2 separate regions of the Mus musculus genome follow, and region 1 is linked to region 2. Evidence: chromatin loops called from intact Hi-C (ENCODE). Cell type or tissue: heart. All regions are shown on one strand. Each heading gives the region's core, and the rest is flanking DNA. Links, peaks and the distances in the headings are about the cores only.

Region 1 (15,116 bases), core at 2,445-10,444, 560 kb before region 2:
AACAAAAATGTCTCACAAGGGCCACAGAAGCAGGCCAAAAGTGTTCAAAGGTAATCGAATGCGGTCAACAATTAACGTAAGAGTGGACAGCCAAGCCGCGCTTGCGCTCGGTGGAACTGTGGTCTGCATTCTTCTGGGGCATTCTTGTTTATCTAAGTCCCACTGTAGCATGAATGCTGATCTCAGACTCAGGGATTACAGGGTGTGCCGTGTCCAAACCCTATAAGCCTTTCTAGTTTTTCTTTTTTAATGAAACGTTTTTAGGTTTATTTATGTGATGAGTGTTGTGCTTGTACACGTGTATGTGTAGTACCTGTGTGCCTTGTGCCTGGAAAGGCTGGAAAGGAGCCTCTGAGTGGAGCTACAGATGGTTGTAAGCTACCATGTGGGTGCTGGGAAGAACACAGGGTCCCCTGAAAGCAGCCATTGCTCTTCACTGCTGAGCCATCTCCTCAGTACCCCCTTTTATTTTTTAATTAAAAAACTGTTTTGGTTTGAATATGCATGTGTGTTATATGTAAGGATGGGCATGCACATGTGTGCATGCATTCAAAGGCCACAGGCTGACACTGTTTCTTCTTCTCTCCATCTTATTTATATTTGGGGGGGGGGGGTCAGGGTCTTACTATAAAGCTTTGGCTGGCTTTGAACTCAGAGATCCACTTGCTTCTGCTCTATGAGTTCTGGAATTAAAGGTTTGTAGCCCAGCCACCTTATCAAACCTGGAGCTCACCAATTCATCTAAACTAGCTGGCCAATGAGCACCCTTGTGCTGGATACACTGTAGAGAAAGGAACCTCAATGGAGAAAATGCTTCCATAAGATGGGGCTGTAGGCAAGCCTGAAGGGCATTTTCTTAGTTAGTGATCCATGGGGCGGCCCCGCCCATTGTGGGTGGAGTCATTCCTGGGCAGGTGGTCCTGGGTTCTATAAGAGCAGGCTGAGCAAGCCATGAGGAGCAAGCCAGTAAGCAGCACCCCTCCATGGCCTCTGCATCAGCTCCTGCCTCCAGGTTCCTGCCCTGCTTGAGTCCCTCAGTGATGGACTATGATATACAAGTGTAAGCCAGATAAACTCTTTCCTCCCCAAGTTGCTTTTGGTCTTGGTGTTTCATAACAGTGACCGTAATCCTGACTTAGATACCCCCGTAGCTCCTCCTGTTTCTGTCTCCCTGGTGCTGCAATTACACGTGTTTGTGGCTATGATTGGCTTATTTTTCACATGCATGTTGAGGATCCAAAGAAGCACTTCACTGCTGAGCCTCCAGGTCCTCTATAACCCCCCCCCCCTTTGCAGTGTATGTGTACATGGTATGTGTTCATGCATGTTTGCATGTGTGAGTTTGCGTGTGTGTCTGTGTGTCCAGAGGATGGCATTGGCTATCTTCCTTTGCCAGGAGCCATGGCCTAACCATTCTGTATTGTTGGGGAGGAAAGGGTTTATCTGGCTTACACTTGTATATCATAGTCCATCACTGAGGGACTCAAGCAGGGCAGGAACCTGGAGGCAGGAGCTGATGCAGAGGCCATGGAGGGGTGCTGCTTACTGGCTTGCTCCTCATGGCTTGCTCAGCCTGCTCTTATAGAACCCAGGACCACCTGCCCAGGGATGACTTCACCCAGACTCCAGCCTTCACCCTCGGACAGCAGACTCTTTGCCCACTGAGCGCTCTCCGCAGTCTTTTTAATGGAAATATTTCCAGCTGGTGATAGCCTGGGAAGTTCTTCAACTACCTTTAAGGATCTCACAATTCTTTGTTGTTTTGCAAACTGCATCCCAGGTGGGTCCGGAACTCCCTGTGGCCAAGACTGAGTTCCTGGCCTTGAGTTCCGGGGGTTCCGCTGCCTTGGCTTCCAGAGAGGTAGAGAGGTAGGGTACAGGTCTGACCCACCTGCCTAGACCATTGAATTTTCCAAAGTGTAAACTTTACAGAAATATACACAGGCGCGTGCAGACCCCTAAAGTAGAGTTCGCCCAGTGGGGAGGGAGTGCATGCATGTGCTCCTGTCCCAGCAGGAGCCGCACCCCACCTTCTGAAGCTCTAAGTGCCTCGGTCAGGTTGTGACCTTCCTTCCCCTAAGGATATGAAACAGCCTCAATTTTAACAGACAGACAAACAGGCTCCTTTCGAAGTACACAGAAAGGAGATTGCACGGTGCTGTCTTTGCATAGTTTCTCCTGATGTGATGTTCCTGGGCCCCACTCTGCTGTTGCTGCTGATAGCCGGGTCTAGGCTTTCGCACCGCTGTTTATTTACTTCAGGATAGCAATGTTGCAATTCACGCTGGGAAAGTTTACAGCTTGTGGCTGACAACAGCCATGTTCAGAACATTTCTGTGTATCCTTTTTACATTTACTGAATGGATGAGGAAGCTGCACCTCCATCCACCTAGCAGGGAGGTAACAGGAACCATGGAAACTGTACCTTACAGGGGTTAAGTCACTAAGCACACAGTACCAGGGGTTAAGTCACTAAGCGCACAGTACCAGCTGGGCTGGAGCCTCGGCAGTCGTTACTTAGAACTGTCACAGGAGTGATTTTTCTACTGAGCTACTGCTAGGATACACTCACCTGGAACTACAAAACTTTCTCCGGTGGGACTGACTATTCAGTTGCAGATAGATCTGTTGTTTTAATCTGTAGGTACCAAAGCCAAAAAGAAAAAGAGAGAGAGAGCAAGAGAGAGAATGAGAGAGAGAGAGAGAGAGAGAGAGAGAGAGAGAGAGAGAGAGAAGTGGGATGCCTTCTTTGTAAATTACTGGAATTTCTGAGAGTTCACAATAGCAGCTCTCAAGCCATGCGTAGGTCCTCTGAACAAGAGGCCCAGCGACCGGCATAGCTGTCATGCTCATGAAGCCAGCTCTGGGTGCCAGGACCTCTGTGGCCCTAAATGGATCTCTATAAAAGAGTTGTATTGAGTAGCTGAGTAATAGTTACTGCTCTCTAGGATGAGAAAATCAAATGCAGAAACTAACCACAGGCACGCCTTTAAGACATGGACTTAAAGTATGTAGTATGTATGTCAAGACGGTGAAAACCATGGCTAACAGCAGCCCTTTATCAGTGTGTGTGTGTGTGTGTGTGCGCGCAGACACACATTGAACCATGAGGGGAGAAGAACTTAAACAGACATAGCACGCATCTCCCACTTGCGTCTTTCAGCGTCTGCCCAGCTTTCTAGGCTGAGTGCATATCGCTGTTCTACCTTATTCCACCCACAGTGTCTCAGCAAGAACCTGTTTGATGGAGTCAGTTGACTTAGCACGTAGTTGGCCCTACTGTAGGGTTTCTAGGCACAGCCCAGTCCTTGAGAGTGTGCTGCACTAACACACTGATGCACAGAGTGAATCCATACATTCCAGATCCTCCTCTGTACAGCCTCACAATGGGAGGAGCACACCCACCGCCCACTCTCCCAGGCCACCCGAGGTGGGAGGAGTGTACCCCACCTGCCCACACTCCCAGGCCACCCGAGGTGGGAGGAGTGTACCCCACCTGCCCACACTCCCAGGCCACCCTAGGTGGGAGGAGTGTACCCCACCTGCCCACTCTCGCAGGCCACCCTAGGTGGGAGGAGTGTACCCCACCTGCCCACTCTTGCAGGCCACCCTAGGTGGGAGGAGTGTACTCCACCTGCCCACTCTCGCAGGCCACCCGAGGTGGGAGGAGTGTACCCACCAGCTCCACACTCCCAGGTCACTTTTCTTCCTCGCGAGTGAGCTTCCCCAGCCATTGTTTAGGCACATTAATTCCTTCCCTATGCTTCGGTTTATTTGTTTTGAGGCAGGGTCTTGATTTGTGGTCTTGCCTGGTCTTGACCTCTGGATCCTCCGGGCTGTCTCCGACGTACTGGCATTACAGGTGTGCAGCACATGCCCAGGGATAGCATTATTACTTCAACAAATCTCTGCTCCTATTCAGTCCTGACTTACTGCTGTGGCCTTTTCTCCAGGTACAAGTCTATACTAACATCCTGAGTTCAAAACAGTTCCCTTTGTCGTTCTAGAAGCCACTGTTTCCTCAGCCTATTGAACCGCTAACATGTGGCCTGGGTCAATAATGTATCAGTTTCAAAGACCTGGGAGACAATTCCGCACCCCCTAGAATCTTCTTCAGAGAGAGGGGGTGGGGGAGAGGTACGGATTAGTTAATCTAATTATTAACAACTGTATAGGATCAAAACTATTCTCCAAGCTACAACATAAAGAAAAAAAATTGTTTAAAAATACTTTCGTAGGCTGGGTGTGGTGGCACATGCCTTTAATTCCAGCACTTGGGAGGCAGAGGCAGGCAGATTTCTGAGTTCGAGGCCAGCTTGGTCTACAGAGTGAGTTCCAGGACTGGCAGGGCTATACAGAGAAACCCTGTCTCGAAAAACAAAAAAAAAAAAAAAAACAAAAAACAAAAAACACCACCACCACCACCACCACCACCAAAAAACCCCCTTTCTTTTGTTATAATCTGTGTGTCTTGGAGGACGGCTCGGCAGGTCAAAGCACGTGCTGTCATGCATGACAACGCAGTCCTACAATAATCCCCAAGATGGAAGGAGAGACCTGACTCTCCTCAGCTGGCCTGACCCGCGCGTGCACTCGTGCATGCCTACACACTACAGGTAAATAAATACAAATGTGACTGAAAGATTATGCTGTGAGTGAATGCCTGCATGGGGCAGAGAGGCCACTGGGTCCTCCGGAGCTGGAGGGAAGGCTTTGGGAGCCCCCCACCCCTGCCATGTGCTGGGGAAGGAGCTCAGGGCCTTGCAAGAGCAGCAGGCACTCTCAGTGCTGACCTCGCTCTCCAGCCCTTAAAGGGGCGGCTTGGTTTATTTAACTATTTATTTACTTCAAAAGTAAGTAAATCAGTATAAGATAAAAGAAAATCAAGAAGTATAGTATTCGACATACGATAGTATTCGATTTACATTTCTACCATCCTTTCCACCCCTCATCAAAATGGGAATTCTGAGCCCTAAGCACTGAACGTCTTGTAGAATGGGTGATAGTCAAGGCCCAGGTGGCTTCTTAGGCACTGGCCTGGGTTAACAAAGACTCGAGTTCACTAAGATTTTTAATGAACTTAGAGATATTTGCACATAGACAATAACTAGACATCTGGCTCAATTAAAGATGAGGATGTGCCCTCTCATTTCTAAGAGTGTTATATATAATTTGGAAAATTATATGACTCGATATAAACTTTGCTAAATCAAAAAAACACTACATAATTTATTTATTTGTGGTGCCGGGGCTTGAACCCAGGGCCTCATCCATGCTATGTAAGTGTGGCACTACTGAGCACATCCCTAATACAACAGTTAAAACTTTCTATGTGCTCTTGTTTTGGTAATAGAGTCCCCCTGTGTTGCCCAGGCTAAACTTGAACTGGAGCCTTAGCTGGCCTGAAACTCCTGATCTACCACATCCAGCTTATAAAACTTTTCAATGACATCAAATATGTTTAGAAAGGTAGGGTGGCGGGGCTGGAGAGATGGTTTAGTGGTTAAGCACTCTGGCTGCTCTTGCAGAGGACCTGGGTTCAGTGCCCAGCATCCACACTCAGGCTCACAACTGTCTGTGACACAGTTGTAAGAGATCTACTGCTCTCCAAAGACGCAGACCTACGTTCAGGCAAAACACCCAGACACATGAAAAGAAAATAATAATAATTCAACAAAAAATTTAAAAGGTATGTAGGCTAAGATGTGTTGTGAGAAGCACACAGATTTGACATTTTTACATTTAATCCCAGCACTTGGGAGGCAGAGGCAGGCAGATTTCTGAGTTCGAGGCCAGCTTGGTCTACAGAGTGAGTTCCAGGACAGCCAGGGCTACACAGAGAAACCCTGCCTCAAAAAAACCAAAAAACCAAAACAACAACAACAACAACAAAAAAGATTCGGCTGTGCAAACAGAGGGACACCTTGGCATACACTAAGCACCCAACTGTAAGTCCTAGTTCCTAATAAAGGTAGGCCTCTGCCGGGATTTCTCCAGAGCCAAGGGAAGAGATCTCAGATGGTGGCTTCACTTTTGTTGTAACAACAAGAGCTACACTGGCTCACCTCCTGCTACCCTCGACTCCCCACAGAGCTCATCTACTAATGAGTGTAAGCAAACCTCTGCACATTAGCCCTTACCTACGCTCGCAAAGCCAACAGATGCACGAGTGAGTGGGTTTCCTTTACAGGACGGGCAGAGATGTTCTGATAGTGATGTCATCATGGACACATCACAGAAAGTCCAGCACATAATGTGTGGTTATAAAACTTGACAGGGTCTCTCTATGTAGCCCTGGCTGGCCTGGAACTCACAAAGATCTGCCTGCCTCTGCTTCCAGAATGCCGGGACTAAAGGCATGCACCACCACATTTAGCAAGACTGATTTCTTGCAATTCTTATTCATGTACAAGTGAGTGACTGGTAGTGTGCCACTTGTAAGCAGTGCCTACGGAGGCCAGAAGAGGGCACTGGATCCCCTAGGACTGGAATTACATATGGCTGGGACCTGCCATGTAGCCGCTGAGACCTAAGCCCAGGGTTCTCAGAAGAGCAGTCAGTCCACTTAACCACCAAGCTGCCTCTCCTGCCCCTGTAAGAATGCTTCCCTTGTATAATTTAAGTATTTACAAGACAACATCTAGCTGTGTAGCCCTAAATGACCTGATGATACTCACTACGTTAACAGGTTGCACTTGAACTTGCAGAGAGCTTCCTATATGCCTGACTTTAGAAGTACTGAAACAGGCTGGATGCCATTACAGGGATTCCAGCACCAGGTGAGTGGGACAGGGGACCAGGTGGCTTTTAAAGTCTCTTCTAATAATGGCAATTTCTTTTATTATTATTTTTTGAGAGGGTAGTTCAGGCTAGTTCCAAACTTGCCTTCTAGCCAAGAATGACCTTGAACTCCTGTACCTTGAGCCTTCATCGCCCAAGGGCTGGGACAGGTGTGTGACCTCAGCAGGCTGACCATCTGCAGCTCTATGAATATCATCACGGAAGAGTGTGTACATTGTGGCATAATTCCTACACTTTACGCAGCTTGCGAACTAAAGATTGCGAGAGAGGCAGAAAAAGTGTAGTTACACAAGCAGATAGTGTGTGTGTTCAGAGACGTCGGACTGTTGCTTTATCTGGACAAGATGTTTTCAACAGGTGCCCAGTGAGCAGGGAGGCACCCATCAAACACCTGTTCTAGAAATCACAAAAGAAAAATGTAATATCTTCTCCCACCCACCTCCATGTGAATTATCGTTGATTTTTATAAAGTTGATTTTCACCTCAGCGTGTACACGGCTTTAGGGCTGAAGAGGTGGCTCAGTGGTTGAGAGTACTGACTACTCTCCTGGAGGACTCAGGTTCAATCCCCGGCACCTGCATGGTGGCTCACAACCACTGTAATTCTAGTTCTAAGAGAAGCTCATGACCTCTTTTGGTATCTGAGGGCACCCAACACAAATGTTAAATATTTAAATACGTGAGGGCAAAACACCCAGAAAATAAAATAAAATACATAAAATGTGGATCCCCTAGGACTGGAGCTACATATAGCCTGCCACGTAGGTGCTAGGAACTGAACCCAGAGTTCTCAGAAGAGCAGTCAGGGCATTTAGCCACTGAGCTGTCTCTCTCGTTTTGCTTGTATATTTTAGGTTTCAGACATTTAAATGAGACAGTACATTCTTAAATAAACTAAAATAAAAAATGCCTAGGATTTCTTACATCAGATATTTCCCTGTCAGTACCCTCGGGAGTGGGAGAGGTTGGCTGGAAAGGTGGAAGGCCATATCTCCAATGCTGTTACTCAACATGGCCATTTACTATGGTACGATGCAGAGCAACAGAGACGTAATCTGTCATTTACCTTTCTGAATTGGGCTACCAGGGCCAAAGGCAGAAGCCACATGGTGAATGTAGCCTTTCCGTTAAGATAGCCTGGTCACGTGACACTGGGACACTCAGCGTGGAGAGATGTGAACATGGAGATAGGTACTTGAGTGTCTTCTCTACCTCTTAGCCCGGCCCCCTCTTGTCTGGTAAGAAAATCTCTACCTGTTAACATTACAGCATCCTCACGTAAATGGCGACCTTATCTGCCAGTTCATGATAGGATCCTGAGGAATCATTTAGATGTGGAATACAGATGATAATTTTGATTTTAGTATGAAGGTTTCTGGTGCTCCTCACTCAGCTCAGTAGGCCACGTCCTCTGCTGGGACTGCCATCTCTGTTTGTATTCCATGCCTAACTCAGAAGGCGTGAATTATCCTGCGGCTCTCCTCCTAGTGGCTGCCAGAATTCTCACCTAAACTATACTGCCTTCTTTCAAAACTCTAATAAAAATGTCCTTGAGCTTCCTTACCAGAAGACAAAGAGTTGAAAGAGGAAACAACCTCGTAAAGTATATTATATAAAAACTGGAAGGAAGTCACTTTGTGAAGCATTATACTCTGCCATTGTCTATTTACAGTTCTCAGCACAGTGTTGTCATAGGTCTGCAAAGGCTACAGTAAGCCAACAGTGCAGGGGAGGCTGAGGCCAGCCAGCCTGGACCAGCTACTGAGACAAGAAGAGTCTGCCACAAACACAACCAGGAGACACTGTGTCTGTGGGCTTTCATTCTTTTTTTTTTTTTACTACTTTGAGGCAGTCTCACTAAGTTGTCTAGGCTGGCCCTGAACTGCCCATCCACTGGATGGGAGTCCAGGCCTGCACCACTAGGGGGAATGCCCATGTGTTCTTGGAATGAACCATGTCATTTTCCGAGTTCTCAAGCTTTTCCCAGCCTCCTCCTTGAGGGAGGCACACAAGTGAATCAGGACTCTTTCTGGTCCAGAGGCTCAGGAATCTCCATCAGGTTTGCACCTTTCTTCTTAACATGGAGCAGCATGGAGAACTATAAAATTACCACAATTATTTTACCACAGATGCCAGGCAGCTTTATCTTGGTTTCTTTGAGGTGGGGTCTCTCTATGAAGCCGTGGAACTTGCTCTGTAAACCATGGTGGCCTTGAACTCACAGAGATCTGCCTGCCCCTGCATCTCAAGCACTAGTCAAAGGCATGGGCCACCACCACGCCAGGCCAGGCAGCTGGATCTGTGTCTGCACCCTGCCTGTGTGCCCTGTGCCGTTGGATCACGAGAGGGCTTCAGATCCGCTGGAACTAGTGTAACAGAGGTGGTTACAGTGGCGAGCCCTGGTCCTCTGGGAGAGTACCAAGTGTCCCTACCCTGAGCCAGCTCTCCAGCCTTGGGCGGCTTGATTTTACACGGGGAGCACTGTTTCAAATATGAACACCTCATCTCCTTCTACATGTGGAGACAGAAGCGTGGGTGACATTAATTAGAAAAGCCAGTAATAATTGTACATTGCAGTGGCTGATGCCTAAGATTTACAACTCCCAAGAGACAGGACCCCGCAATAGGACGCAGGCTGCTGCAAGGACTGAGTGAGTATAGTACACAGCGCACACATTACGGAAGTTGGCTTTTTAATAAATATTACTTTCCCTGGTATTCTTGTAAGCTCAGTATCGTATTGTGAAAGTAGTTCTGAACCCATGTACTGAAGCAGCAAAGGGATGTCGCTGGCAATCACATGACTAACACTGCTGAGTTTGTGCAATGGTCTCTTGCATCATCTGGATTCGGAGAGCGGCGAATAGCCACAGGTGGCTACTCCGCACGTGAGTGGCGTGCCCTTAGGATGAGGGTACGAGGGTATGCTGCGAGGGTAAAACGCACAACAGATACACTGTCTCATTTAAATATCTGATTTCTTTAAAGGTTGAAATAATATTTGGATAAGCTGGTTTAAGAGAAACGTAAAATTAATTTCACGTGGTCTCTTCACTGTCCAAATGTGGCTCCCAGGAAATCTAAAAGCGTCTGGGTGCCTAGAACATCTGTCCTGGACAGGCAATGCAAAACTCAGCTACTGTGGACTGGCTATACTTGGCAGTTTGTTTAAAATGCCATATATAGATATATATATATAATTTTTAAAAAGCAAATGCAGACCACCAGGCCCAAATCCAGAATCAGTATCTGCACCTCCTCACGACCCTGGGATAATTCTTTAGTATGGCTCAAGTATGGCCGGCTCAATGAAGCAGGCAATTCCTGACCCAAGGCCCCATTACTGCGAACACCCACCCTTGTTTGCTTTAGGAAACCGCTTACTGGAAATGCAAAGAGAAGGATAAGAAGGGTGACAAGGGAAGTAGTAATAGAGACAGCATCAGAAACAGTGATAGGGAGAAGCTGGGGGCGGGGAGGACTCAACCCAGGAGAAAGGCAGTTCTAGACCTTTGCCTCCATAAACGCGGAGGAAGAAGCAAAGATCAGTCTACAATCAAAACCTAGCCAGGGTCAGGAACTGTCCGTCAAATCTAGTATTACCCGCCCCTCGGCGGCCTCGGCCAAGCTAGGCCTGAGCCAGGGCATCTCTGAGGTCGGCGTGTGATGCGAAGTACCAGTCTCCCCAGGGTTAGACAGCTCCTTCAGGCGTTTCTCCATTTTTCGCCCAAAGTCCCATTTCAGAGACACACATCGTTCTTCCCTGGCTCACCTGGCTCGGAGCAACCTCAACCGCCAGCGCCTTCGCCGCCGCCACCTTCCCAGTCCTTCTGCAGAGAGCCCGCCTTCTTGGGTCCAAACAGTACTGCCATTGGTCAGACTGCCCGTCACTACCGCAGGATGACCGATCTGGGGGAGGCTGTGACGAACGCCATGGCAACTGAACCCGGAACTACATCTCCCAGCATGCTGCTTCCCGTAGAGAGACGAGTCGCCGCCCCAGGGACCACCAATAAATGGGAGAAGTTGGGCGTTGCCAAGATGGGTTCCGTTTTATGCAAATTAGAGTAAAAGGCCACACCCTTCCTCATTCCAACCGTAACCCCTACCATCTTTCTTCAGTCTTTGTGTCTTTCGCCTTTCGTGCCCACGCTCTTTCTGCAAAACCTTCAATTTAGTTGAATGTATCCTAGCTACTGTCGCGCATAGAAAAGAGCAAAGCGCCAAATCGTGAAACAAAATCTCCGCACGCATAGAGCAGAAACCTCTAGTTACGCCTTCAAGGGACGAGACAAGGATGGGAGGGGAAAAAAGTGTGTGTGTGTGGGGGGGTGCTATCCAAACTACTTCATTGGTGTATCTCGTTGTCACTCTGTACACCTCTATTTCCTTTGGCTCCTTTCTTCTTTTTTGCCCACCTAGTGGGCGGAGTCATAGGAGAGAGCGAAGGCGTGGTCTCCGCCGTCCGATTGGCAGGCGGTTATCCCCGCCCATCTATGGGTGGGGCGGAGGGCAGGCTGTGGGCGGAGGGGCGGCGGCGGAGGGAGATGAGGAGTTAGGCGGGAGTGAGGGAGCGAAGGAGCGAAGGAGGGCGAGAGGAGTGGAGCGGCGCGGGGAGGGCGCGCAGCTTGGTTGCTCCGTAGTACGGCGGCTCGCAAGGGAGCATCCCGAGCGGGCTCCGGGACGGCCGGGAGGCAGGCAGGCGGGCGGGCGGGGATGGTGTGCGCGGCTGCGGACTCGGCGTTCCTCCGCGCGGCGTGCGGGCTGCACTGATTTGTGTGAGGGGCGGCCGCGCGCACCCGCCCGGAGATGAGGTGAGGAGCTGACGCGGGCGGCCTGGCGCGCGGGCGGGGGTCGGCGATGGCCGCCCCGGGGTCGGGTCCAGCGGCCGGGCGCGCGTCCCTGCGGCCGCCGTCGCCGCTCCGCCCGGTCTTTCTCATCCTCCCCGGGGGCAGCGGGGCGGGCGGGCCGCGGCGGTGGCGGCCGCGGGACGGGTTCGGGCTGAATGGGCGTCCGCAGCCACGGCCGGCGCTCCCGTGGGGGGCATCGCGGCGGGCGGTCCTTCCACCGCTGACCCCTCTGCCCTCGGCCGCCGGAGGGTGGCGGGCCGACCCGGCCTCCCGGGGATCCCGAGCTCGCGGGAGCCGCATCGCGCCGCCCGCGGGTGCCCCCGGCCTCGAGTCCCCGGCTCATCCTTTTTCTCTAGCGCCTGCTTGGAATACCCTGTCAAGTGAAGGGCGGTCAATGCCGTTTGGGCCGAAGTGGTGCGGCCGGGGCTGGCTCTGATGGCATTTAACAGAAAGCGGCTACCCTTGCAGCGGGCGTGCGTCCCCTTCTCGGCCGCTTCGCCCTCCTTGCGCACGCACTGACTCGGGTGTCTGCTGTGGACCCAGTGCATAATTGCGGTCCCTTCTTGGGGGTGGGGGGGGGCACCAGAAAATGCAATCCGGATTCCCAGAAAGAAAAAAAAGAAAAGAAAGAAAGAAAAGCAAGGAGGAGCTGGCTGGATCTCCCTTCACTTCTGTTTGCCTTTGCTTTGGAAGACAACTTCGCTGATCCTCTTGCCTATGAGCAGTCTTCTATTGTTGTGATTCAGACTACAGGCTTTGCTTTTGAAGGAATAGATTAGTGGCTTCTTGCTGCAGCTTGAGGGTGTAGAGGTATTTGGTAGCATCTTGAATGTGAAAGTTTGCGACTTTGCCCTCATCACTGCTTTTCGGAAAACAGAAGCAACCTGGAAATGTAAATGCATGCAGACTCTGGCCAGATGCGGTTCTTTTGTGTTTATCGGTTGGTATCTTTCTCTTGGTACTTCGTGGTCGGAAACACGGAGGATAAAAAAGAAAAAAAGAGTCTGATAAATAGCATAGATAGTGAAAGCATGGGAACAAATGCCCGTGGAAAATATCAGTTCTATTTTCAGGGAGGCCGGTTTACTAATCCCGCTGAATTGATGAAGAGAAAGGCTTGCTCATGGATTATGTAGTGGACAGGATGTGAGGGCAGGAGCTGGGGCCAGGAGCCCGCAGGCCAGCTGCTTGGCAGGGTGTTTCTCTAAATGCTCCAAACTAGAGGAATGTATTTATTTGTTGGGATACTTTTATTTTTAGAAGATGTTAACGGTGAAGAGTGCAGACGTTTCAGCAACCATTATGGTTACCATTTTTGTTACTTTTTTTTTTTTACACTAGTTTGCTTGAAATATTTTGTATGTGTGTGTGAGTTCCCTTATAACTTAAGAAGTTTTTAAAAAGCAACGTCTTTCTGTAGGAGATATGTAAAGAACTCAGGAAATTATAAAGGATTTAAATTAAGAAGTGAAGGCCACTGATTTGGTGACAGGGCATAGATATTTCTATACACTTTTAAGTGGCTGCAGTAAGGCACCTCTCAGAGAGTATGTGTTTAAAAAAAAAGTGTCTGTCATTGAAATTGCTGAGGATTGTGGTACCGCCACAAAACTATTATTATTCTGCCTGAGTAAGAGAGGAAATGAACACATTTTAATGTACTTTGGAACCCTGTGGATTGTTCAGATGCTGAGCATTGTGAAATAGGGCATAAAATGAGTAGCGGCAAGTTAGTTCCCTGAAATGTTTGTTCCTCAGCATTTTCTTTCTTTGAATCTCTCTCTTTCTCTCTCTCTCTTTCTTTCTTTCTTTTTAATTTTTAAAAAAAGATTTATTTATTTATATGAGTACACTGTAGCTGTTCTGATGGCTGTGAGCCACCGTGTGGTTGCTGGGATTTGAACTCAGGACCTTTGGAAGAGCAGTCAGTGCTCTAACTGCTAAGCCATCTCTCCAGCCCACATCCATCCTTCCTTCCTTCCTTTTTTCCTTTCTTTCTTTCTTTCTTTTGCTGTTGACTAGCAGTTTCTTTTTCCTCTGGGCATTCTTTATCTTTTCCCCAAATAACCTAGATTGAGATACACCCTTAAAACACTTGCAAGAGCTTAAAAGGGAGGCCCTGGTAAATTCCTCTGCCTGTGCTTTTTCTCTTTTGGTGATTGAGCCAAGCCTTGGAGCATGCTAGAGTGTAGCCTAGCACCTAGCTACATCTGCAGCCTCACGTTGTCTTTGTGTGTGGTACTGCTGGCATTAGATCCTGGGGCCTTGTGCTACAGTCTCTAGACTCTCATCCTTTTAATTTGCTCAACCTGTGACTTAAAGAAAATTAATTAATGGAGGTTGGGTTTATGTCAGACTTCTCTTTTTAGTGACTCCCTCCTGAATGGCTCCACTTACTGGCTCCATCTAAGTCTGGCATTCAGATATCTTTACATCAGCTTACCAGGTTTCTGTCTCTCCAGCTCAGTCAGACAATGGGAAGTAGTCAGTATTGTCAATACAGTTTCCAGGAATTTCTCCAAGCCAGAGAGAGAACTTGGAGAACCTTGGCATTGTGCTTTTCTCTCTTACCGAGTGTCTCCTAAGACCGTCTCTGAAGTGGATAGCAAGCTTTTCAAGTAGCAGAGGTTTTACATACTGTGATGAGGGTTTCAGAAGAGCAGAATTGGTGTGGCCTGCCTAGAAACTAAGCCAGTGCCTTTCAGACCGTTGCAGGGTGGATGGGTGAGCCACACTGCCTCCATCCCACTGTTTTGAGTCTTTACCTGCCAAGTTGGTCACATCACAGAGTAGTCACAGCGCTGTGTCCTAGCCAGTTCCCCTAAGCTTGACCAGTGTTGAATGTACAGCCCTTCTGGGTGATGTGCTAGAAAGATGTCTAGTAGATGTTGCCCCTGAGGGCTCAAAATTTAATGTAGAGTCTAATCACGTATCATTTTATAAATGATGATAATCCCAACATAAAGAATCATTTTTAGAAAATATGGACAATACATATGCTTTCCAATTTGACTCTTATGATATACGACCTTTACTCCCTTTTACAGAGTCTACCACAGGGTCCTATAAATTACAGATTTTATGTGGGTGAGCGCTACATGCAATGCCAAGCTCTGAAGAATATGGGACTTCATCACATATTGTTAATGACTTAGATGTAGTTACCAAACCTCTCAGGACCTCAGTTTTGCTAAAAATGGGAAGAATGGCAGTGGACTTTGCATACTTCTATGTTGCCCAGGCTTGCCTCCAAGTGCTGGGGTTTCAAGCATGTGTCACAGTGACCTACACTTAAACGCAGTCAGTTATTAAGCACTAGTTCACACTGACAGGAAGAATTGGAGTGTGTGAGATAGAAAGTTTGCAAGCTGACACTCACGTGGTTTCTGTGCTGCCATACTGTGTGGTCACTTTGTGTAGAGATTCATTGCTTCCTAAAGGAAGTCTCTTGATAATATCTTGGTA
Region 2 (15,116 bases), core at 4,159-12,158:
TACTGAACACAATCCCCAGCATGGCGGTGGAAGGAGTTGGAGAGACACTGAGAGAGACAAACATCAGCAGAATACCTTCCTCTACTCCAGGAGCGCTGGCAGGGAGGATCTTTAAATGTAGTATCTGTACATTTGTTACATTGCAAGCAATAAGCTGTAGATGTTCGTGGTAATGGTGCACCTTAGGTGGCTTCCTGCTCCATCTTGTGAGTTATAACCAAAGACCATAGACTAGGTAATTTATGATAGGGAGGAGTCCATTGGCTCACAGTTCTAAAAGGCAGAGAAGTCTAAGACTGAAGGGGAAGAGCTAAGGGCCTTCTCATTATACCTTATTGTGGCAGCAGGCACATAGTAAGATGAACAGCATGAACCAAGAGAAATGAACTTCCAAGCTCCTAGACTTCCAGCTATTTACAAGAACCCATTTAGAAGTGTGGAATCCTCATGATGTACATACCTCCTGTGAGGTCTAATTCCATCCACCGTCGTGCTGGAGACTGTTTCTGGCACATGCTTCTGGGGAGGAACACAGTCAAACCATAACAGGTATGCAGCTAATGTCTTCTAGATAAAAAATAAATAGCCACTCAGGTATGACTTGACCTTCTCAAGGCCTTTGTCCTTCAAGGTCAGCTAGAGGCCCTGACTGCAGAGGACCGCCTATCTGCAAAATCGTATCTCATGCTGTAGAGATGAAAGAGATTCAGTGTAGATGCCAACACACCTTTCCAAAGACTGGCTTAGTTACCACTTCCTGAATTCTCTTTCCTCTGAGCTACCAGCATATTGTCCTTTGGGGTTCTGGAGGATGCTGCAGTTGCCTGGCAAGGGAGGGTAATTCAGTAGGACGTTCCTGATGCTTTGTGTTCCCAAGATCGAGTTTACCTATGGTGAGAACGAGACTCAAGAGAGGAGCCAATGGCACAACTGAACTCAGGTGTGTTCTCCACGAGAAGGATCCAGTGGACGTCTCAGCCAGGAGAAAATTGACCAGGAAGCCACAACCTTTGGTGACTTTGTCTCTATCATGGCAAGGTTTTGGCCAGCAGATGAGGACATGACCCAGGAGCTCAGAGGAGTCAGAAGGCACCACAAATTACCATGCCAAGGATGCTAAGATATTTCCTGGGCTTTGTGACTGCAAGGCCACTGCCACTCCCACCACATACTGCTGGGGAAGTATGGAAGAGGCTGAGAAGAGAAGCTGAGAGACACTTAGACTTTGTGTTTGTTTGGGTTTCTTAGAAAGACTAAGCATGACTGGCAGATGCTTCGGGATCTAAGTTATAAAGCGTATCAGATTAAAATTAATCTTCTCATCCCCCAAAAGCCAGCCCCAAAGGGAGGACAGAGAACTTTTAGCACAAAACAAAGGAATTTTATTTATTCCCTGCACATAATAATTTTATTAGACTCTAAGTCTGCCACCCTGCCCTCCCCCACAGACACTTCACTGTCCCTTTGACTCACTGACCTCATTGGCTAAGAATTGACCTAAATTCTACAGTGAAAACAACAGAGAGATGAACAGCTCACCTTAAAACCCAGCAAAAGACTTGAGCTGACATTTCCTCAAAGAGATTGAAATAACCAACAGGCTCATGAAGAGATGCTCAACGCCATTAGTAGTTAGACAACCGCACGTCAGAATCACAGTGAGGAGGGAGGAGGTCTAAGGTGTTCGCATGATGACCTCAATTCTGACCTCAGAAACCACAAGGTGGAGGAGAGGACTGAGTCTGGCAAGCTGTGCTCAGACCCACATACACAAACACACTAAACAAACAATAAGAAAATGTAATGATTAAAAAAAAAACCCACAATGAGATAGCACTTTACATCCATTAAAATGGACTAAATAGAGGGAGGAGCTAACACGTCCACATACGTTCACTCATACGTTCACATGTATGATTTGGAAAGTTTAAACCCTCACATACAGCTGGTGGGAATATAAAATGATAAATCCCCAGTGGAAAAATCTTGTAGTGTTTTCTAAATACATTTAGTCATAGAGTTATCATGTAGCCTTACAGTTCCATTTCTAGATATGAACTCCAATCAAGAGAAGGCCCCAACCCCACAACTTACTTCCCTATAAACTTATTCTGCTGAGGATTAGTGCTAAGGTAGTCATGAGGCAGGGACCACTCTGAAGCCACCCATGGTAGGGCTACTGTCTCCCAGAATTCTCAGGATTTACTGTGGCTAGAAGGCTGGCTCAGCCTTGATAGCAGAACAGAGGCAAAATCAGACCAAATCAAACCTGTTCTGGTCAATGTTTCTGTCAGCCTGATACACGAAAGGGTTGTCTAGGAGGAAAGACGCTCGCTGAGAAAGCATCCCCATCAGATTGGCCCGCTGGCACGTCTGTGGGGATTTTCTTGATTAATGATGGAAGTCAGGGGAGCCTAGCCCACTGGGCAGGACGTCTTTATTGTATAAGAAAGGCAGCTGAGCAAGACATTGGATCCAGCCAGTAAGCAGCCTTCCTCCATGGCTTCTGCTTCAGTCCCTGCCTCCAGGTCCCTTCAATTGAGTCCCTGCCCTGGTTTCCCTTCATGATGGACTGTAAACCCTTTTCTTCCCAGGTTGCTTTTGATTATGACTTTATCACAGCAATAGAAAGCTAACTATGACAAAGAAAAACACACCTCACACTTCACACCCCACACCTCACACCCCACACTCTACACCCCACACCTCACACCCCACACCCCACACCTCACACTCTACACCCCACACCCCACACCCCATACCCCACACCTCACACCCCACACCTCACACCTCACACCCCACACCTCACACTCTACACCCCACACCTCACACCTCACACCTCACACCTCATACCCCACACCTCACACCTCACACCCCACACCCCACACCTCATACCCCACACCTCACACCCCACACTTCACACCCCACACCTCACACCCCACACCTCACACTCCATACCCCACACCTCACACCCCACACCCCACACCTCATACCCCACACCTCACACCCCACACCTCACACACCACACCTCACACACCACACCTCACACTCTACACTCCACACCTCATACCCCACACCTCACACCCTACACCCCACACCTTACACCCCACACCTCACACCCCACACCCCACACCCCACACCTCACACCTCACACCTCACACTCCACACCTCACACCCTACACCTCACACCCCACACCTCACACTCCACACCCCACACCCCACACCTCACACCCCACACCCCATACCTCACACCCCAAACCTCACATCCCACACCTCACACTCCACACCCCACACCTCACACCTCACACCCCACACCTCACACCCCACACCCCACACCCCACACCTCACACCCCACACCTCACACCCCACACCCCACACCTCACATCCCACACCTCACACTCCACACCCCACACCTCACACCTCACACCTCACACCTCACACCTCACACCCCACACCTCACACCCCACACCTCACACTCCACACCCCACACCCCACACCTCGCACCTCACACTTCCCATAGGAGAACAGGCTTTGGGTTTCAGATTACAGATGGGGTGTTACCCCAGGCCTGGCCACCATGGCTGGGTCTCTTACAAAGTCCCATATAATGGTCCCCTCCACAAAGGTTATCATCAGAGGACCCAGGTTTTGAAAAGGCATAGTGACCACTCTGTCAGTAACTGACTCAGCACCATGGTCCTAAAGTGCATCTCATTTCCGTTTTTCTCTTTATTAGCCGCTCTCAGGTGACATATTTTGGCTTCTTCTGAACTACTAAACTGAGCTGGTGAGTCCTTCTTAGGTCTCAGAGCAACTCCTATCTATTTTTATGACTTCTTGGAGTTCCCTGTGAAGGAGTCTTAACCTCGGGAGAAAAGTTAACACCGTTGATTGATTAGCCATGCCTGGAATAGGCACAACTGGGGAGAACATATGGGCGGTAGATGCTGTTTAGATGATGGCTCACCTACGGTGAATCCCAGCATCCTGGGTACCAGAGATGTTCATGGGAAAGCTGACAGGGGCACCGATGGTCTGCGGAATCTGGGTAGGCAATGATCACTCTTCTAAACAGAGAGAGACAACATCTGGACAAGCCTCCTTTCTTCTCCACATCTGCACTCCCAGGAAGGGCAACAGGCCAGGCTACTGTCCCCTCCTTCCCCAGGGAGCACACTGACCGTGGGCCAAAGGATCCTGGACCATTCAGACTGTTCTGGATCCCTTGTTTGCCCAGGACAGCTGCTGCCCACAGTTTGTTTCTGGTCATTAAAGGCTGACGCCTCTCTGAGCCCAGGCTAAATCTGAGCTGTGGAGCGTCCAAGGGTTTGGGGGTTTTGTTTTTTCATGAGCCCCTGGTGGATTGAAAGCCAAAAGCAGGGACCCACCTGCCAATTATTACAGTTAATTACGTGCAGGCCTGACCCGAGTCCCCAGACAGAAGGTTCTGTCTTCTACTGGGGGCACCCGGGGTAGGTGGGTGGGTGGAAGGGACTGTGGCCACGAGGTAGTGAATAACTCGGTGTGTGCCTGCCTGCGCTGATTCTGGCAGCCATAGTGACCTCCTTTGCACCGTGACTTTGGCATCCAATTGTGACTTCCCCGGGGCCTGTTTGTCCTTGGATCTGCATCTGAGATCAGAGATTTGAGTGTCTAGAACTTTCCTCCTTCTGGGTTCACATGCTTGTGTTTATTTCTCCAAAGAAAAAAGAAGATCACGCCCAGCTGTATATGGTCCCATTTTCCCCGTGGCCTTTCTTCCTCTCAAGGTCCCAGGAGGCAGTTAGATATCACCACCAGCTGTCAGCTGGAAGCCCCAGGTACGGTGGGTCCTCGTGGAGTTCAAGCCTGGTGTCCTCTCAAGGTGACATGTATCCCAGCTGTCCTGGGTTCTGCCAGGCCACCTCTGGTGTGGGTGCTAATTCACTCACTAATAGAATACAGTTGTCACCAGGCGCTGGGAAGATGGCGGGAGCAGACAGGTTTCTTGCCATCTAGGAATCAGGCAGGAAAGCAGATGTCAGAGCGGTCAAGCACTGCACAAGCCAGAGAGGTGACCCAGGGTACAGATCTCCTAGAGTTGCCTTCAACCGGGGATGTGATTACCCACAAGGCACCGGGTGATATGATAAGAAGTTCAATGTGTGGGAACTGCTGTGTGGGTAACTGTCCTTGAGGGGGTAGTGTTTACGTGGAGACGAGACTGGTGAGTATGTCCACACAAAGTATATATATGGAGGGGAGGGCAAGGAAGCAGGTTCAAGAGAAGACACAGTGTTTGGTCCCCAAAGTACATAGGCCCAAGAACCCAGGTCTACAGACCTGACCTGGAGACTGCAGGCCTGGCCTCGGTGTATGAGAACTCTGGTTTCCTTAGGGATATAAGGAGCTAGGGGCATGATTTGCACCATGCTGTGGTCTGGATCTGACATGGATCCCATAATGGTTCATATGTCAGGGGCTTGGTCCTCAGCCTGGTAGTATAGAGAGAGTGGGGCCTCTAAAAAATGGGGCCCAGTTGGAGGCCATGGCTGGTCCCTTTTCATGTCTCTCTGGATTTCAGCCTGGTCGTATCCAGCATGAGATTCCCTCCTTAGAGCTGAGCTGTTTCTGGTACGATGCTCTTGAACTTTGAACGACATAAACCTTTTTAAAGCTATCCACCCTTAGGAATTTCAATATAGTGATAGAAGAATCAATAGCATAGGGACCCCCAACTGGGACACAGGATCTCTGCCCCTACCCTCATCTTCTGACGCCGCTTTCCCTTTAGCAACTTGACTCCCTGCGCTGGGCTCTTCGTCTGGGGCAAGGCTTGTGCAGATGAAACATATCTCTGACTTCAAAGTCACAGGTGACCCTGTCGGGAGGAGAAGATCTAGAGAGAGGTGACCACTGTGCCCAGAGGAAGCATGGGGACAACTGGAGGTCTCTTGACGAGGGAAAGCATTTATTCTGAGTCTCCAGAGAAGTGCTTTACGGAGGTCATCCATTCACTGGGCTGTGATGACAGCAGAGAGCTGGGACCAGGTCTGGAGGGACGGTCTGACTGGAGACACATCTGCTGACTCTAGAACATCCAAGCCTCCCTGCTGACCAGGCCGTGGGTGGCCAATGAGAACCATGTGTTGGACCGAGGCTTCTCCAGGTGGAGCCATGAGGAGAAGCCTTGTCCTGAACACGGGCTGGCTTGGAGTCTTTGATGCGTCTCTGCTGGGAGAGGACAGGGCTGACACTTTCAGGTCATGTCCCTTTGTGACTGGTGATGAAAAGATGCTGTGGTGCCTCTGCCCTGAACTCCCCACACATCTCAGACATGCCTGTCCTGCAAGAGACCTCACCTAGAAGACTGGCCCCACCCCACCCCCCCAAAAAAAATCCCACCTGCCCAGGAACCCCAGGGAATCTGTCCCCTTTGACTTCAGCAGCAGCAGCAGCAAATGCCTCCTCGTGGGGGACCCGACCTCCAGTAGCCACCTTAGTCACACGGCATTGGGGTCTATTTCTGTTACATAAACGGAGTCGTCTGCATCTGGATTCCAGGGCTGGCTGCAGGAATTTGTAAACAGTGCGGTGTCCCTGTTTCACAGAGAGTTGCCAGCACGGGCTCCCTTCCTTTCCCACCACCCGGTGTCCAGTTTTCCCTTTTATAGCGAGTCTGGCTGGGGGAGAGAGAGACAGAACTTATTTGGGAATGGAGCACAATCCCTCAACAAATTCTTTTTCTCCACCCCAGCCACCACAGCGTCATCATCTTCAAGTCTGAGGGTCTGGTGCAGACACGAGACTATCCCTGCATGAAGGCTTCTTGTAAACAGACACAGAAATCCGGAGGAAAACAAATTAGTGGCAGTTTTGATTCCCAGAAGGGTAGCAAGAAGGTTTGGAGGTTGAGGCAGCTTCCAAAAACCTTTGGACACTCATCTCCTGATCTGAGCCAAGACTAGGGGACATTATGACATCTCATGGTGGCTTCTTTTCTACTCCCTCTAAGGAACTTTCCTAACCTTCAAGGCTGCAAGCCCTTGCATAATGACATTGGTGATGTCAAGGAGAAGAGGGTCACTCCTTTACTAGCCATGAAGAGATATCTCTTCAGATTAGATGCTCTGTGAGCCTTGGAAGGACAGACACAATACGTTGGTGTCAAAACACTGTGGTGGAAAGTGCCCATATTAAGAGTCTGTTAGATGGGTTTGGGGATGCAAAGGGAGATGAGTTTCACTTATAGCTTTGCTGAAAGGGAAGGAGGGCAGGAGAGAGAGGGAGAGGGAGGGAGGGAGGTGGGGAGGGAGGGAGGGAGGGCTGGCAGATCTGAGCTTAAGATCCGTTTCAAGTTGAAACCTGCCACAGAGACTGAAGCTGAATCCTTTAACCTTCAATCAACGCAGGGGTTTTGCTCAGACTTAAAAAGTTAAGAGCTTTAAGCTAAGAGAGATGGTAAACCATCTCATTGGGACCAAGGGACTCATCAGGACCCCACACGAAAAAGTTCCCAGGCAAACCTAGCATATATTGATCTCAACGTCTGAAATCCAAAGACTTTGGACAAAAGTTCCTATATAGGAAGCTTCCGAATCAGGAGAAAGAATCATGAGACATTGCCCTCCAGGAACCCACAAACCATTGTTTGCTGCTCCCACATTACGGTCCTGGAGAAGGAAAGGGTGAGTGTTCTCTGGCACACAGAAGGAAATCGGTAGGAATTGTGCACTGACACTCAGAACAAAATTGCAGCAACCCTCAAAAGCGACCAAACGAACCTGCCGTTAAATAAAGCTACTATATGACTTAACTTCATCTGCACGGGGAACTGAATGGCTCTTAGGTCACTCCGCACGAGTATGGCTTTGGGACACTTCTGTAAACCAGCTGGAGAAGATTCTGTGTTGTTAGCTTCCTTTACTCTTTTGATGTGTGCCCCTTTCACAAAGACGTCAGATGGCGTCAGTGATCCCCAGTGAGGCAGGGACGTCTGCTATCTTCATAAGGAGCTCCGTGTACCAGAAATGCTGCAAGTGAACCCAAATCGTGGACACAGAAAGGACAAATCCGCAAGAAGGGTCTTGGCCTGTCTATGACTAAGTCACTTCTCTGGCACCCCCTGGTGGCAGACACTCACATTACAGGTACAAAACCCAGAAAGGGACTCAAGCTGCCATCTAAACTCAGAAATGAAGGAAAGCTGTTCGAGTCAAAGGAGCAGCATATGGCAGAGTTTGTGCTCAGGAGCTGTATGAAAGAATGACCTAGGCCAGACTTCCAAGAAGACCTTGGGTTAGGAATCCCCAGGGATTCTGACTTTCAAGGCCATTTCTTTCTCATCTGGCAGGTGGCGTTCTCTGACCCTAACTGCAGATACAGCATGGACCAGAGCCTTCTAAAGTGCCTGGCACTCTGTAGACACTCAGAGCCTGGAAGAGCTGAGGGCTGGAAGAACTGTTGACAGGACAGCAGACAGACAGACAGACATGGATGAACCTATGACTGACAGCTGCAGGCTATAAATTCTGATTGAATCTGAACCTTAGACCATTAGTAATTCCCGAGAGCAGCTGATACTGTGTGGCTTTAGCAGTCAGAGGCTGATGGGAATCTGAATGTGTGGCTGCAGCCTGGCTCCTGTGACGAAGCTACAGAGCACAAGGTCAAATTTCCTGGGTAAGACTTTTTCTGAGGCTTTGAAAGGCGCTTAGGTCTGGTCTAACCTTTGACAAGACTGCAGAGACTGTGCAGCTCTGCCTGCCTTTGGGCAGGGAGGAAAAAAAAACAGTAAAAAAAAAATCACAGAAAATTGAAGTGCAGGGGAGATGTCGGCCGGTGCCCTTCTTGGCATCCTGGTTGCTTTTTCTACAGCCTCGGGCTGGACTGCATAATCTCTGGGGCCCCACAGTGTTCTGAACTTCTAGACTTCTAGCAGCTCTTGGCTGAGGACAATGGAAGCTAAAGCTCTGCTGAGGAACTTTGGAGCAACTGGAATTTGTGTTCACAGCTAATTACACCGTTAGATGACACAGCGACGCTGGAGATCCCCCGCTCTTTAGCATCATAACGCCTTATAAATCTGAACATGCCCCTGCCGTCATTGTGGCGAAGTTACTACATTCAGCCCAGAGCAGTGAAAACTTATGTGCACACGCACACTCATGGGCAAATCACAGAAACTGTCATTGCAGGGACACATCTCTACAGCACAATACTAGTTCAAAACAAGGAAAAGGGACATGTTGCTATTTGCAATACTTTGCATTGACCAAAAGGACCCTAAACTGTGTGGGAAAAGCTGACCTCACAAGCGACCTACTCTGTACTCCGCATCCTATAACACTCTCACAATGACAGATGTATAGAGGGGTTTCTGTTTGGTAGTTTCCTGGGCTAATGGGAGACAGAGCTCAGACAGAAAGGAATGAAGGGAATGGGGCATGAAGTAGCTTTTGATGGCTGGGGGCGGTTCTGCCCTCTTGTGTATGGTGGTGGCACCTTGACTCCATCCATCAAACACGTGCATGCGTCAGAGTACACACACACACTGAGATCTGACTGTGGTCTGAGTGTTTTGCAATTCCTGTCTTATCAAAATCAGTAACCTACTTCTTGTCTTCTGTATAGTTATGATGATGTAATCGCCACAAGAAGCTGAGTGGGGTGGTCCATGGGACTTAACACTTTCTGTGAGTCTAAAATTATCTCAGAAAGTTTTTATACAAGCATAAAGAAATTAAAGATTCCCCTCTAGAGAGATGGCTCAGCAAGTTAAGAGCATTGGCTGCTCTTGCAGAGGACATAGGTTCTATTCCCAGTACCTAGCTGAGGTGGCTCACACCAAGGTAACTCCAGCCCCAGTGGATCAGATGCCCTCTTCTGGTCTCAGTAGGCAACAGCACTCATATGTAGACACACACACACACACACACACACACACACATAGAAATATTTTAATTATCCTTTTTCTTACATATACTTAAGGAATACAACATGACATTTTGATATACCTACACACAATGAAATTGTGACGATAGTTAACTCAGCATCTCTACTCTTTGGGGGGCACTCTAAAGTCTTACTATGGGCTGTTAGCAATTGGATGAGACAGTCCAGAGCGAGCACGGTCCACTCTGAGGGTGTAACAAGGCTTTTACCTTTAATATTCTACATAGAGATAGAAACCTCTGACTTCAATGGCTGTCTTCCCTGTGGCACACATTGCCAGGTCTGTGGTGACACAATGTGGCCGTTTTGAATACGGCAGCCTCTGAGTTGAGAGCTCCTTCCTTCAGATCTCACAGAGGACAATCTATCACAAACAGCCTGACTAGCCAGGCCAGAGAGACAACGTTAACTATGACAGCTGGGAACTTTCTAGATGTGGACCGCAGCCTCCTGCAGCTGCTCGCTTTCTGGATGGCCAGCGGAAGACCTGTTGTTTCCCACAAGACACTCATCAGAGGCAATGTCTTAAAGCCGTTCCAGATTCAGGGGTGCCTGGGTAGTTGTAATGTCTTTTTAATATTTTAAAAATTTCCTTCTTATATTCATGCTTGTGTGCATACAGAGAGAGAGAGGTTTTTTTTTTTCTTTTTTGTTTTGTTTTGTTTTTTGTATTAGTTTGTTGCTTTTTAGGAAATTTTCAAATAAGAAATGTGTGTGTGATGAATTTTTTGAGATATGGCTATACTACATGGCTCAGGTTGGCTTTGGCTTTGAACTCTTCCCACTTCTGCTTCCTGAGTCCAAGGTTGCAGACATATATCACTGTTTCTGTCTAAGCTCTATACTCAAGGAGTCCAATGTGACCGTTGGATATACAAGTACGTAGGGCAATGGTTCTGCTCCGCGGAGATTTACACTCCGTTTCACACACCCATTAGCCTATTTACACACCCACCCATGTCTTCATTTCCAGGCTTGGAGAAGAGTCTCCTTTAAATGTCAAGGGCATGGGATCCTTTCAAAGGACTTCTTAAGGTGGCACATGGTCAGCTGTGGTGGATCAGAGGAGTGAGTAGAGGGAACCTATGGTGACAAGACCGATCCCAGGGCCGGCTGGGAATTGTTCCTTCGTGCTAGATCTGCCCAATCCGTGCCTCTGTCTGCATCAGAGCCAGCAGTGTTTCAGCACTGAAGGCATCTGCCCACAGAGATTAGTAATGAAGACCGATGTCAAAAAGGACTATCCGTCCCCCAAATGATAGACCATTCAGTAAATACGGAACGAAAATCATTAAATACATTTACTCCAAAACAAATTAATATTTTAGTCTTGTGCATAACTGTAATAATTCTCTGTATCTTAAATATCCTTGAATAATTTAATTTTTCAAAAGGTATTTTGTCTATAAAATAGAGATATGCTGGGCTTTTTAATTACATTTTTAGTTGCCATACAAAATAATGGACTTCATTGTGTAGCTCAGTGGTAGGGCACTTGAAAGACTCTTCTGAGTAACCCACCCACACCCTCCCAACACACACACATCACCCTCCCAACACATACACATACAAACACATACACACACTTATACACACACATACACACACACCCTCCAAACACACACACATCACCCTCCCAACACACACACATACACACACACATACAAACACACATACACACACTTATACACACACATACACACACATCCTCTAAATACCCACATACACACACAAACCACATATACATACAGATACCCACATACACACACAAACCACATATACATACAGATACCCACATACACACACAAACCACACATACATACAGATACCCACATACACACACAAACCACACACACATACACATACCCACATACACACACAAACCACATATACATACAGATACCCACATACACACACAAACCACTCACACATACACATACCCACATATACACACAAACCACATACACATACCCATACCCACATACATACACATACACACCACACACACACATGTATTTCATCAAATGTTGTTAATCCTCACATTCCTGCTACCCTTGGTCCCTCTTCCTGCCTCTGGTGTCCAGTTAGTTTCCTCTCCCCAAACTTTTCCCTTATTCACTCAAGCACACATGGATGCACACATCACACACAAATAAATATACAAATAAATAATAAAAATAGTACTGTTGGAGAAATAAGTCTAGTGGCCATGTGGGAATCAACAGTACAAATAGGGTGGACAAGCAAAGCCTGGAAGACAGCGGTGCAGGCCCAGGTGACAGATGATGCAAAGATGCTGGCTTAAGGTGACTAGCAGCTTAATCCCCTTCCCAAACCTGTGACCGTGACGACCTGCATGGGAAATGGGCCTCACAGGGATGACAGCTAAGAATCTCCAGGTGGGAGGGTTGTTCTGTATTATCCGGGCAAGCTGACCCAGTTGTAAAGGACTTTAAATGAGTGTGATGGGAGGGTCAGAGTCGAGGCAAGATGTGAGCACAACCTGGAGCAAGGGTGACTCGATGCCCAGGAAGAGAGCAGCCAAGAAATGCTGGCCCCTGGGAAGTCAAGGAAATGGGTCGCAGAAGCTCTGGTGACATCTTGACTTTACAGAGGCTCAGTTTGGAACATTAAGATAAGAAGTTCGTGTAAGTCAGTAATCTTGTAATTGGTTAGTGTGGCCACAGATCCTATAGCAAAAAGAGGTCCAGGGAAGAAGGATTCCTCTGTCATATCATAGTCTCAATCTGTCTTGTGAATTGTGTAGTGGGGTGTGGGTGAGAGGGATCCTAAAATAAACTGCTTGAGAGCAGTAGCTCATGTGGCTCCAGAACATTCTTTTCTGGATGGCGACTTTCATTGCCCTTCCTGCTGGCTTCCATTGCTGTGGAGGTGCCCATAGCTCTACCATAAAACCAGTTGTCTCTCCCTGGTTGGCTTTTGCCTTGTCTTATGCAGGGAACAAAGGGTATCCTGGGAAGTTGGTGCAGCGCTATCTGGGGAAACAGCTCAATGAAAGACTTGCCTAGATCAGATTGGCCTGAGTGTGTCTGTGAGGGACTGTCTTTGTTGTTAACTGGTGCAGGAGGGCATCCTGAGTCTCTGTTGTGGAATGCTCCGAGCATGGCTTCCATCTTGATCAGAATAGACGTTGACCACCTCTGACCCTCAACAAGATGGCTGCTGGAGCCCACAGACCTTCCCTTCGAGGTGTTGGGGAGGCTCACAGGACTTCGTTTGAGATTCTATTCACTCACTCTGTTCTGTACCCTCCCCTCCTGGCAGTATGCAATCCAGATCAGGAGGTGCTGACTATATACGGTGCGGACCATTGGCTGAAGGGTTGGAGGCTCCATCCATGCAGCCCTGGGGAAATCTTCATCCAATCATGGGTGGAGACGCCTTAATTGTGCAGCCATTGGGGGAATACCAACAGTTCTGTAAGGAATCTCTCATCCACAATCCTGTAAGCAACTCTAATATGCTCATTGGTTCACCAAGATGGACGTGGGTGGAATCCTTACTTTTGTCCATCACTGACGCCCCATCTGGGGTAAGCAGGTGTCCACCCGCATCTCCCCAGGAAAAGTTCACATAACTGTCACACAGAGGGAACTTGAGCCACTTCACCCACAGCCCGACGTCACACAGGCAACTCCGTGCCCCGCCCTGTCAAGGCATCAAGGTTAATTCCCGGCTGCCAGCCAGTATTTAACTTTCCACGTAAGATTAAACGTTTGGATTTGTAAAAAGCCCAGCATTGCAGACTCCAGGCAGCAGGGCTTACAGGTCTCAAGCTGAAAGTGCCCAGCCTGCTGAGATTTACATCCAGTCCTGAAGAGGGGCAGAGCCTGGCTTTCTGAAGGTCTCCTGCATTGCTCACATACCACACAGGTAAGTTTTATTATAGATCTTTTTAAAAGGAATTGCATAACATTTTTATTTTCCTTTTTCAGAAAACTAAAAAAAAAAAGTTTTTTTTTGTTTTTTGTTTTTTGTTTTTTTGTTTTTTGTTTTTTCTGGGCATGTGGTCTCACTCCTCCATGCCTGCCCACTTTCTGTCTCTCCTCCATGCGTGCCCACCTTCTCTCTCTCCTCCATGCCTGCCTGCCTTCTCTCTACCCACCCCATTCTCTCCTAAGCTTTCCTGGACCCTTTCTTCAAGTAAGTGCCTTCAGATGAGAATGTGGAAAGTGCTTTTTTAAAAAGAAGGGTTCATGCTAAATGAAGGTAAGCATATCTTTTTTTTTTTTCTACTGTTGACATAAAAATCCAAGCCTTTGCTGTCTGTTGTAGGCTCGGGTAAGGGCGGTGATCCATCATATTTTGAGCAAAGGAAGCTTTGGTCACTGGGGTCGAATGTGTGACTTTCCTTGTACTGTCCAGAGTGTCCTTGTCAGGTCACATCATATATTTGTGGTAGGAACGAGGGGATCATTGGGTGGCTGGGAGACAGAGCACATCTGGCAGAAGCAAATGAGCATGGTCTCCATCCTTTGTTATTTATACACTTGAACCAACCAGCCACAGGAGGTGGGTCATTGGAATGTGTGACCTCCAGTCGGACAGACTGAGTCCTGGGCACTAGCTAGAGTCACTTGCTTCTAGTCCAGGCACAGTGACCACTTTGAGAGCCCTGGTCTAAGACAAATGGAGCTAAGTGCTCTAGGCTGTCATCGAACCGCCCTCCAAAGAGCAAGGTGGCCTAGCATTCCCAGGGGCCCATCCTGTTCCGAGACTCAGTGGAAATACAGTTCCCATAGTTAGAACGGCATGATGCTGACCAGTTAGACCCACACAGATGGCGATTCCCTAAAAAAAAAAAAAAATGTATTTATTTTATTTATGTGAGTACATTGTAGCTGTCTTCAGGCACACCAGAAGAGGGCATCGGATCCCACTACGGATGGTTGTGAGCCACCATGTGGTTGCTAGGATTTGAACTCAGGACCTCTGGAAGAGCAGTCAGTGCTCTTAACCACTGAGCCATCTCTCCAGCCCGGGATGGTGATTTCATACAGCTCAACAAATGCACACTGGGTTCACTGGGTATTCCAAAATCATAGTGCCTTGCGTGGGATTCGTGGGGGAAAAGAACGAGTGCCAAACACGGCTGTCTGTGAAGTCTTTGCAGATTTTTAATTTTTTCTTAATTTGTGTGTGTGCTTGTGTGAGTGTGGTGT

The links. A loop is a pair of places that touch in the nucleus more often than their neighbours do. Peaks named below come from ENCODE experiments on the same cell type or tissue, not always from the same donor. Only the 100,000 strongest peaks of a DNase experiment are listed, where the experiment ranks them.
Region 1: a loop joins it to region 2, with 2.2 times the contacts of the local background. A loop is called at or near these places in 8 of 42 quality-filtered maps.

Annotation. Positions count from the first base shown.
Region 1 is chr16:91,717,985-91,733,100 of GRCm38, forward strand. Cryzl1 (crystallin, zeta (quinone reductase)-like 1) reads right to left here and starts at 10,818. Exons shown (of 13, transcript NM_133679.2): 1 at 10,574-10,818. It overlaps Gm46543 (a long non-coding RNA gene), which reads left to right and starts at 6,320. Exons shown (of 3, transcript XR_001781880.2): 1 at 6,320-6,594; 2 at 6,689-6,779; 3 at 10,535-10,597. Itsn1 (intersectin 1 (SH3 domain protein 1A)) reads left to right here and starts at 11,387. Exons shown (of 39, transcript NM_010587.2): 1 at 11,387-11,615. In heart, for the core only: a CTCF peak has its summit at 6,461 (motif pointing right); DNase peaks (open chromatin) are centred at 6,467 and 9,647; H3K4me3 peaks cover 877 bases; H3K27ac peaks cover 786 bases.
Region 2 is chr16:92,278,697-92,293,812 of GRCm38, forward strand. It overlaps Kcne2 (potassium voltage-gated channel, Isk-related subfamily, gene 2), which reads left to right and starts at 13,693. Exons shown (of 2, transcript NM_134110.3): 1 at 13,693-13,827. In heart, for the core only: CTCF peaks have their summits at 8,104 (motif pointing left) and 10,231; a DNase peak (open chromatin) is centred at 8,105.